Regions from separate parts of the Mus musculus genome. Here region 2 is linked to region 1. The links are chromatin loops, found by intact Hi-C in ENCODE. Cell type or tissue: heart. All regions are shown on one strand. Each heading gives the region's core, and the rest is flanking DNA. Links, peaks and the distances in the headings are about the cores only. Region 1 overlaps Lrrc8c (leucine rich repeat containing 8 family, member C). Region 2 has its middle 2.8 kb from the start of Gm32276.

Region 1 (5,379 bases), core at 83-5,082:
ATTGTGATATTGAGTGCTTAGGTAGCAGGGAACACTGACACCAGAAGGAAGGACATAATGGGTCTAGTAAAGGACACACCCTTGAATGACTGGGGCAGGACCCCTCTTAGCTGGAAGCATCTCCTACCAGAAAAGAGCAATGAAGTTTTTGTTTGGAAGGGGCATTAAAAGATGAGTCTTTGTAGCTTAGTTTCCCCATGGTATAGAAGGAGATGTGTCTGCAGAGAGACATGTTTGTGGACAACAGGATATGGTACCAAAGGAAGTAGTGTCATTCGGGCTTTAAGAAAGAGGACAGATTTAACAATGGCCAGTAGATGAAGGTGCTTGGGTCAGCAGGAAGACTGCATGTCTCCTCTTGAGTATGTAGAGCTCTGACACAGGGCAGGAAGTCCCCAACAATTCCATATTCCAGGGCTGGGCAGACTGCAGAAAAGAGGGCAAGGGAGGCCTGGGAAATCAGGGAGAAGTAGATTTAACTTATTTCCACCCCAGTGTCTGCAATGCAGCTGCAGATTAGCTCATTGGGCAGAATGCTGGTCTAGCCTGCACAAAGCTGTGGGTTCCATCCCCAGCACCCCTAAACCAGGCATACAGGTACACAATTCTCACCCGAGTGCTTGAGGAGTAGAAGCAGAAGGATCAGAAATTCAAGGTCAATCAAAGTTATGTAACAAGTACAAGGGCAGCTTGGGCTGAAGGAGAACCTTTCTCAATAAAAAAAAATAAAATTATCCTGTCTAATGGGCGTGACTCGGGAGAGGTGTCTGAAGTGATGGAGGAGGGGGACAGAATGCCAAGCACACATTAAGCCTCCTTGTTGTTACATCATTAGAGTCACTGTGTCTGCAGTACACCCTGTCTCTGTGGTATAGAAGCTTCTGGAGGACCCTCAGGACCACCCACCCTGCTTTCATGATTCACTGATATCAGATAGTCTGACCACCCTCAACCTCTCCTACATGCTGTTCCACCTTTACAGCCCTTGAGAAGGAATCCGATGCCAGCGGTCTAGACACAGAAAGTGTAGTCCAAGATGCTACAATTCCGAGAAGTGAGAACATTGTATCAAGTCACCAAGCCTGCAGGGCTCTGAACACATACTGGACAGTGGGTCCAGTTCACAGGCATCTGCATGACAACAATGGTCAGGCACCGTGTGGGGCGCTAGACATGGAATGGAACGTGCATCACAGCCCCAAACCCCAGTGTCGGGAGTCTGGAGAGCTTGAGAAGCAAATGCTGTTTTGGGGTGGCGCCTTACTGTCTCATGAGAATATTCACAGCGGTGCTGGCATCTCAGTCACTGGAAGTTAGGAACCTGAAGAGAAGATGAGCAAGGGAATTCGCAAACAATGGGGATGGAAATAAATACCAACATAAGCAGAAGACAGTCTGAACATTTGACAAGCCCTCCCAGGACCCACAGTGACAGGCTTGGAGGCCATTTGAGGGCAGAGTCAGGAAGAGTCTGAATCCTGTTTGGGGCACCCAGTAGAAGAGTTCCCTTAGTTAGAATGCTAAGTTCACTGCCGTAGAGTATCATGTAAGGAGACAACATGTGCTAGAATCCACATGGACTTTCATTACTTCCCAGAATGAGCCTGAAGCAAGACAAATCCTGTTTTTCAGATACGGATTTAGAAGGATAGACGTTGGGACAGCTTGTCCTAAAGCTAAGGGGTGCGTACAGGCAGCAACAGACCAGCTAACCCCCCTTCTCTAGCCTAGTGGTCCTTAACCTCCCTAATGCTGCGACCCAGTTCCTGATGTTGTGGGAACCTATGCAATTCCCAACCATGAAATTATCTCCTTGCTACTTAATAACTGTAATTTGCAACTGTTATGAATCATAATGTAAATATGTGATATGTGACTCTTCAAAGGGACCACAGCCAACAGGTTGAGAACCGTTGCTGTAGCCTCTGCCTCTCACCCCACACACTGCTGTAGACTATAGGGGCAAAGGGTGCACATACACAGACTTTAGTGTATAAAACTATATTAAAAACAAGTGCAGAGAGATAATGGGGGATATAAGGGTAGTGGGGGGATATGAAGCCACAGAGTGTCAACCATACAGATTCAGTTTATCTAAAGCTGCTCACTGTTGCCTGCTACAAGATAATAGCGTCTCCATTAAAGAAACAAGGGAGGAAAAAACTGCTATAAATGATTAAAGGACAATTTAAACACACTGCAGTGGACATACTGTTCCTTGAGAAAGGAGTTTAAGCTCCTGCTTGGGCTCTGCTGTGGAAACCCTCTGAAGCTGGCCTAGTGACTGACAGCTCCTGAGATACAAAGAACCCTCTGTGAAGCTCACATTCCTTTCCCATCACCGCAGCAATATTAAAACTACTAAAGTATGCTTTATGCCTTGATATTCCTCTTTGTAAAGGAGAGTGCAGTCATGCTTAGGCCTTAGTTACCAAGCAAGTTCATTCCTAGGTTTGAAAACCCTAGCAGAAAAAAACTACAGTAACCGGGCCACTGATCGGTGATAGATCGCTAACCCAGCAGCCTAAGTACCTTGAAAACCACCTTCTCTGTGGCCAGTCACGCTTGCTTGTCTATCACTACAATGTACCGTTCATAAGGTACAACACAGTGCAGCTTTGAAATCACTGGGGGGAAGTCATTATCTATAAAAGGGGGATTGGTTAGGCTCTTACCCCAAAATGCAAAAGTTAGAACCAACTTTCTGGTCTTACTCATCCGACAAATATTTATTCATCTCTAAGCAAGTGGCTACTTCAAAACTACCATGGCAGGAAAGAAAAAAAAAAAAACCTATGTGTAAAGAGCATTCCTTACGTGACACAGGCCACAGAAGAAACAAGAATCAATTCTTCATAAGCCAAGAGAGCCTCGGAGTGTGCATATCCTATTCCCGGACAGCTACTCACCCTCAAGGACCCACAGAGTAAACACCCAGCCTTGTGCTATAAACAGCGCTATTCAAAAACTCAGCATACTCTATAAAACAGACCGAATCCTGAAAGGTCAACACGCCACTTCCTGGAAAAATCAGATTGTTTTAGATTTCTGCTCAGTGACTCCAGGTTATCTTATTATAACCAAATCCACAACAGCCTACAGGCAGCCTGCTACAAATATAGAGTGAGCAGTTAAGAACCAGAAACAGGAACTTGGGAGGGGGGGGGATGCAAGGTCCCTGGAAGCCCTGGGGACCTGCCCTGTGATTGTTACAAAGGAAAAATATTTCCTGCTTTCTGAGTGGGGTGGGAGCCACAAGAGAATTATTTCAATGATTTATAAAAAATGTCTTGGTGGGTTTAGTCCAAGCACTGAGGTAAACTGGCCAACAAGTTCACTTATTAACTTACATAGCTGAAGACATCTTGGTTTCTGGTGCCCATGGAAAATTGTCTCTACTTCCCTGTGGAGCCATGGCAAATGGCTTTGGGTGAGAATGCTCACAGGCAGCACACCGAGAGTCCAGGCAGAAAAAAATCATAAATTCTGGAGTGATTTCAGAGGCTTCATTGGCATGGACGACTCTAGATTTCGCTTATACTATAGGAGGAGCCCAGAAGTCCTTACAGGGCCTTAGTTTAAAGTGAAATTCAATATTCTGGGGAAATAGTGGAGGTACCAGTGAACAGGTTGAAAATAAGACCTCGTTGGACGTGGCTCGGTGGTGGCTCAGGCTAGAATCACACTTTAGGAGCTAAGGCAGGTAGTACCATTAACTCGATACTAGCCTAGACTACATCCATAGCAGCCTGGGTTGCTGAGACCCTCTCACCAAGAAAAAACAAACAAAGGCTTCGTCTAACATATAAAGTTCCTCTGTACCTGCTGCATCTGTGTTACCATGGTAACCTGGGGACTTGAGGAGTGTCAAGTAAAAATCATTTCAGCTGTGAAATTAGTACTGCAAGCTGGTCTCTCATCTGCAGCGGCAGTGGGGAACTCTGAGGGTAACATGACTTCAGAGTCCCACTGCACCTTGATAGAGAGAGCTTTCTGAGGTTGGACCCTTGTGTCATCGGGCTTTATTCAAGTGTCCTCTTGCCTAGGACTTTGCTTCTCTTGTTCTGTCACGGTGACGATTTAAAGCGCAGTGCGTTCCTGACACCAAAAATAATGTGTGAGTCACCTTCTGCCCCTCTCTCCTGAGTTTGGGCAGGAATTGGGGGCTATCCCGACCCTCTGATGCATCCACTGCTGATCAGTGAGAGGAGACACCACCCTTTCACTCACTGTTATGGATCGATACGCTTTGTCGTGTTTCTACTCAACTTCTTTCCCCTCACATCACAAAGTACTGACAGAACACTGTGCTTTATCTCCACGTGAGAGCAAGGAGATCCATCACATGTTTAGTCTCTACTGCTGTGGACGTGTGTGTAAATCCTTCCAAACTTATATTTAAAGGTCTGGATCAGCTGGGTGTGGCGGTGCACGCGTGTCAGTCCAGCACTCGGGAGACAGAGATGGGAGGACTGGTAAAACCTGCAAGCTAGCCTGGGCTACCTAGTGAGGGATGGATAGCAAAATAAAAGGAGGATTGGAGGCGAGGGGGTTGTTTGCTACAGTGCAGGAGGAGAGGGGGTTGTTTGCTATAGCACGGGAGGAGGTGCCCTTTTTATTTCTTTCTCCTCAAGGTGGTGACTGAGATCTCTGTCTTCTCACATCAGATCCGTTCTTCCTCATCACCGTGACCGTGTTCCTCCATGTTTTCTATCTCCCAACTCTCCCACCCCAAAACTCTAGTGACTCTTGTATCCATTCCTCTCAGGAGTCAGAGGTCCTGCAGTGCCGAGGCTAAAGCTAAACAGCACCTTAGTTGACAGCTTGGAATTGTCTTGCTTGTGTCTGAAGTGTTTCGTGTCCTACAATGCATGAGGCTGCTGCTACTTCCTCCTTAACATTCTTAGCTGAAACCATATATTTTATTATATGCATTTTATAATTCCCATCCTTTTGGAATACCTAGCATTCATATGTGATGTGATACATGGCATTGCATGGTCCCAGACGGACTAAGAATAACACTCAGGCTCCTGTTCTCTGTCAAACACTGGAGAGTGGTGTAAAGACAATTCATCCATCATCCTTAGGGCCAGGGTCTCACTGCACATAATCAAGCATAGGAGTCAGGCGTGGCTGTGCAGGTCTGTAATCCCAGCGCTGAGAAAACTGAGACAAGGGATGAGAAGTTCAAGAGCAGCCTTGGCCACCGAGACTGCCAGGGCCAACCTGGACTAGATGAGAACTTGTCTCAAACTAGATAAATGAATGTATTGCTTAATTGCTTAATTTTAATTAATTACGCACTACCAGCTGGAAAGAGACATACCAACTAAAAAGCTTAAAGAGAAAAAGGTGCTATTGAAAAGAACAGGAGAA
Region 2 (5,379 bases), core at 156-5,155, 62 kb after region 1:
CACTCACACATGCACACACACATAAACTGACACACATGCATGCACACATACACATGCACATAAACATGAACAGGCACACATGCATGCACACACATACATATACACACACTCACACATGCACATACACATGAACAGGCACACACACATATACTCACACATGTACACACACATGAACAGGCATACATGCATGCACACACAGGCACACACACACACATGCAAAAATAAACAGACCTTAGTAAAGGCTCAGCTGGGATGCACCAAGGGAATTATCCCCCGTAGAATCTGTCCTATCCCAATTCCAACAATGTTAATATCAAAGCTAACATGTATCCAGTATTTGCTGTGTGCCAAGCACACTTCCAGCATTAAAAATCCCTAACTCATAGCAATCATCAATGCTGATCCTAATATCATTATCCCTAGTTCCGATATGAAAAGACAGCTCAGAACCATGTACAGGATTTCTCAACTTGACTTTCAAATGAGCCTTAACCAGCCTCCAGCCCAGCTCTCCATATAGACCTAACTTCTCCTTCATCGGCTGTGTCTTCAAGTAAGTTAGCAAGAGAAAAACAAAATGAGTTAATTCCATTCCACAATATTGACATGGGGCCTTCAAACTGAGACCCAAGGACTCGAGGTGAATCCTCCATTTTCATAAGTAGGTGAAGCTCGGACAGACATGTAGACGTGTAGCTCTGTGGTTGTGGTTGGACAACAAAGGAGTGAATGTAACAGATTGACTGGGGAACCTAGCAAGTGAGATCCAGATCATCAAGGCCTCTGTGCAGTGCCTTCCCCCTAGGTTCAAAGCAAGATCCCTTCTGAAATAGAGGTCTTCTAGTTCCCCCTAGGTTCAAAGCAAGATCCCTTCTGAAATAGAGGTCTTCTGGTCTTATGTCTGCTGCACTTCAACAGACACAGGAGGGCAGGGATCGTGTCTATGGTCAGTTCCAAGACAAAGAGGCAGGAACTGGCACGTTAGGGCATTGTTTCTCAGCCTGGTGTTGACTTTTATGGGAAGGGGTCTCAGGTCTACTTATATAATTCACCTTTTTCTATTTCAGTTTTTGAGAAAATGTCACTGAGGCTTCCCTCTGACAACGTAGCTGAAGATGGTCTTGACCTCTTGATCATCCTTGCTCCCACCTGCAGAGTGATGTGAATCCCACAGTGAATTCAGGGTTTGCCCTTACTAGGCGAGCAGTGTCTCAGTGGAGGCATCTCCGACCCCCTTGCAGAAGAGGAGTTCTAGTTTCTGAGGTTTACCTTGAGGGAGAGAGGGAGCAGGAGACAGTGCTACTGGGGTTGTGAGGTCCTGGAGTCCCTGGGTCCTGGCAGCACTCATCACACTGGGCCTCCCATTCTCCATAGGACAATCAGATTGGTGATAGAGGAAAGCAGACCGGGTGTGGGGATTCACTCAGTGTAGCCACACTGGGAAGAGATCCAGCCACTCCCCATCCATCTTTGGAGTTCTGGCTTGAGGTTTTAAATAGAGGACAAGAGGTGTGGGTAACTTGGCAGTCCCGGGAAGACACGCTCTCACTCGGCATCGTTGTCTGTGCTCCAGGATCTCCCACAAGGCGGTCCACATGTTGCCACAACTGCGTGAAATCCCTTTCTCAGGAATAAGCTCCACCTCTGGCCACAACAACAGCTCTGTTCTCTTGTTCCCACGATGAGATACTTAGACAAATTCCACTTCTCGGGAAACATTGTTTCAATAGTCCATTAGCCAGAGGGAGGGGAACAAGTATCTCTTCAGATCATTATCCTGCCAGGTTGGTTACGGGAGGGCCAGAGGTAAGGTACATACATGGAAGACCTCACATTAGAGCATCACCTTCCAGTCCCCCACACCAACCTGCTTAGTTTGAGGTCAGAGGGTCAGAGCCTGGCTATGCCTTACCAGCCTTCAGCATCCCAGCCATTTAGGGTGGCTCTCGTAGACACCCAGGGCTAACTGAGCTCCAGGCTGGAAGTAAAGAGAAACCTCTTGATTTATTTTTGTTTGTTTTAAAAGAATTATTTATTTTATGTATGTGAGTGCACTGTAGCTGTCTTTAGACACACCAGAAAGAGACATCTGATCCCATTACAGATGGCAGTCCCAGATGTGAGCCACCATGTGGTTGCTGGGAATTGAACTCAGGACCTCTGGAAGAGCAGCCATTGTGCTTAACCACTAAGCCACCTCTCCCTCCCCTCTAGAACCCTCTTGAAATCGCGATTTAAGGGGAATGTAATGGTGCCCACTGGGGTGTGCCATCCCAACATTCGGGAGATGGATGCAGGAGTGTCTGAAGTTTAAGGTTATCCTCTGCTAATAGTGATGTCAAGGCCAATTTGGCTAGAAGAGACTTCGTTGAACAAGAAAAATGAAAGGGGACAGTAGAAAGGAAGAAAAGGAAGGAGAGAAGGAGGATGGGGCAGAAGAAAAAATAAATCTGGATTCGACACTACCAACTGAAGATCCGAGAGAGTGGACATACGATTGATTGGTGCAAATGACTCTACCAAGTCTAGGCATTTATTCTTTGCAGCTTTGAGATTCTAACCCAGGGCCTCAGCAATCTACCACTGAGGTGCGTTTCTAGGCCAGAAAATGCACTTTTGAACCAAAGCTTTGTATTTAAGGACGACTGATCAGCCCAACTTGGCAGCCGATCCTTACCCTGAGAATTAGAGATGCAAGCAATAACTTGCTTGCTAAATGAAAGCGGAGCTTGATTCCGAGGAAGAGAACCTGTCACGGAAAGCAAATCACAAGCTGATTAAACACCAGTAAACACGGGGCCAGATGCCTCAGCAAGCCACAGGGTTCCTAAGGAAGAAAGCGATCAGAGAGGGTGCAGGAGCCTCTGAGCACAGACAGGTCTACCAAGGGCAACCTTTGCAGCCCAGCTCTGCCACCACTCGGAAGCAGGAAGAGATTTGCTCTCCTGGTGAACAGGAAGCTCCCCACAGCCACAGCAGCACAGCCCCTCCCACTCCCACCCCGTGAGCCTGGAGGGGTTCAACAGCCAAGCCCAGATGGCAGCAGCTAAAGGGGCACTTGTTATTGCAACACAGGAAGTACTGGCAACTGCTGTTTACACGGCTTTTGGTTGTATTCAATGTGGAAGTTCTACAGTCCCTCTCAAAAGGGCAAGGACTTGAGAACCAGGCCTCTCGTCCCTGCAGCTGCAGAAAGAATCTATGCAAATCCCCATAGGAGCTGCCACCCCCAAGTGGCGGCTGGGACCAGTGTCTACAGGGAGAAGCCCTGACACATACCAACTCGCAATGGTCTAGAGCTTGTAGCTCTGCAGTTAGTCTGTGAAGCCTGGGAGAAGGGCTGAGTGGTGGAGTTGGGAAAACTGGGGCCTCTCTGTGCTTACCAAGCAGGAGTCCCTCAGGCTGGTGGTGAGCTAGGATGGTAGAGAGTCCTCACCACTGCAGGGATGGACTGTGGCAGCACATCCGCAACTCTAGCTCCTGAGATGGACACAAAGGGATCGGCAGTTCAGCATCATCTTAAACCACAGATGGAAGCCAGTCTGGGGTGTGCAGTGAGACCCCCATCTCAAAAAGAAAAGGGGGGAGGACTTGTAGGGAGGAAACATGGCCGACTTTAGCATTGGCTTGGGGAATGACTTCAGCAAAGAATAGACAATAGACACTGTTCATGGGTGTGATCATTTCTATAGCCCTGAGCCCCACCCCCAGGCTTCTGTGATCCTCAAGTTGAGCAGCTGTGGGCTCTCTCACTCTAAGCACAGGATGTACATTGGAGGCTGCCAGCTGCTGGGTTAGCTCTGCAGTCCTTCACCGCGTCACCTCTGGCTTCCAGCCCTCAGGCCCTAAGTGATCGCTTCACCAAGTGTGAACTGTTGGTAGGGACAGAGCAGACCACAAGCCCCTCTTTGCATTTACATGGGGGCGTCCTAGTGTAGGTGGCTAGGGATGGTGGACAGGAGAGGAGGGAAGACAGTATCACATAAGAACAATAGTGGAGGGCAGGGGAGGAAGCCTTCTCTGGGCTGGGGTGAAGTCACTTCCTTAGCCAGAGCTGACTGAGAATATCACTGCTTTCCTAGTAAGGAAACACCGGAAGTCGGAAGATGATAAACGCGAAACTCGCTACGTCATAGACACCATTCTGTCTTCGTCAACAGAGAAATTTATAACAAGCAGAAATGTATTGGTTCACGGTTCTGATGGCCCAGAAATCCAAATTGAAAAGGGTCAGTACCCGTGAGGGGCATTTCACTGCAGGACAGCATGGCCGCAAAGCACCATGGCACAGAAGGCCAAGATCTGAGGAAGTCAGCCTCAGTGGGAGGAACTCACTGCTATAGTAACTTGGGTGCTGGAAGTCAGGCACCATAGCATATGCAATCGAAGCTCACAGGAGACTAGGAAGAAAGATAAAGGTCAGCCCTAGGCTGCATAGCAAATAGGATCTAATAAATAAATAAGTAAATAAATAAATAAATAAATAAATAAATAAATAAATAAAGCAAACCTCTTTTAAAGACATAAAGGGAAACCTTTATCTACTAGCCTGCCTTAAGTCTTCCCAACACTCTTGTGTAGAAGATTAAGTGTCCAGAACACACTTTTTGGAGACCAATCTATGTATACAAACACACTGTCACTCTCTTCAGGCACATCAGAGAGCATCAGATCCCATTACAGATAGTTGTGAGTCACCATGTGGTTGCTAGGAATTGAACTCAGGACCTCTGGAAGAGCAGTCAGTACTCTTAACTACTGGGCCATCTCTCCAGCCCTTGGAGAACATATACCACAGCATATTCTTTTTTTTGGGGGGGGGTGGTTTTTCGAGACAGGGTTTCTCTGTGTAGTCCTGGCTGTCCTGGAACTCACTCTGTAGACCAGGCTGGCCTCTAACTCAGAAATCTGCCTGCCTCTGCCTCCCAACTGCTGGGATTAAAGGCGTGCACCACCATGCCTGGCTACCACAGCATATTCTTAACTAACCACTGCAACTGACTGTAAGGTGGATACAATTCTCCTTCCACAAGCTGGGTCTTGTGATTGCCCCAGCGGTAAAGAACTCTTAGAGACTGTACAGAATTGAGCAGTGTGCAGAGGCACATCTCTAGTGCTTAGGAAGTGGAGGCAGGAGGGTCAAGAGTGCACAGTCATCTTCAGCCACATATGGAGAACAAAAGCTAGTAGAGCCTTCGTGAGATCTTGACCCTGTCTCAAAAAAAAAAAAAAAAGAAAGAAAGAAAGAAAGAAAGAAAGAAAGAAAGGAAGGAAGAAAGAAAGAAATGAAAGAAAAGAAAAGAAAAAAGAAAGAAGAAAAAGAAAAAAAGCTTGGGTGCATTTTGGATGAGGAACTGAAATGAAGGTTAATGCCTGATA

The links. Peaks named below come from ENCODE experiments on the same cell type or tissue, not always from the same donor. Only the 100,000 strongest peaks of a DNase experiment are listed, where the experiment ranks them.
Region 2: it touches region 1 in a loop (4-fold over the local background); 8 of 42 quality-filtered maps call a loop at or near these places.

What each region holds. Positions count from the first base shown.
Region 1 is chr5:105,583,820-105,589,198 of GRCm38, forward strand. The region is part of intron 3 of Lrrc8c (leucine rich repeat containing 8 family, member C); the gene reads left to right. Among named protein-coding and RNA genes, the nearest start is that of Gm32230, 57 kb to the right of the region's middle. In heart, for the core only: no CTCF peak of the experiment used is centred there; a DNase peak (open chromatin) is centred at 3,072; H3K27ac peaks cover 2,216 bases.
Region 2 is chr5:105,645,852-105,651,230 of GRCm38, forward strand. No RefSeq gene overlaps it. Among named protein-coding and RNA genes, the nearest start is that of Gm32276, 2.8 kb to the right of the region's middle. In heart, for the core only: a CTCF peak has its summit at 3,227 (motif pointing left); DNase peaks (open chromatin) are centred at 3,010 and 3,770; H3K27ac peaks cover 1,780 bases.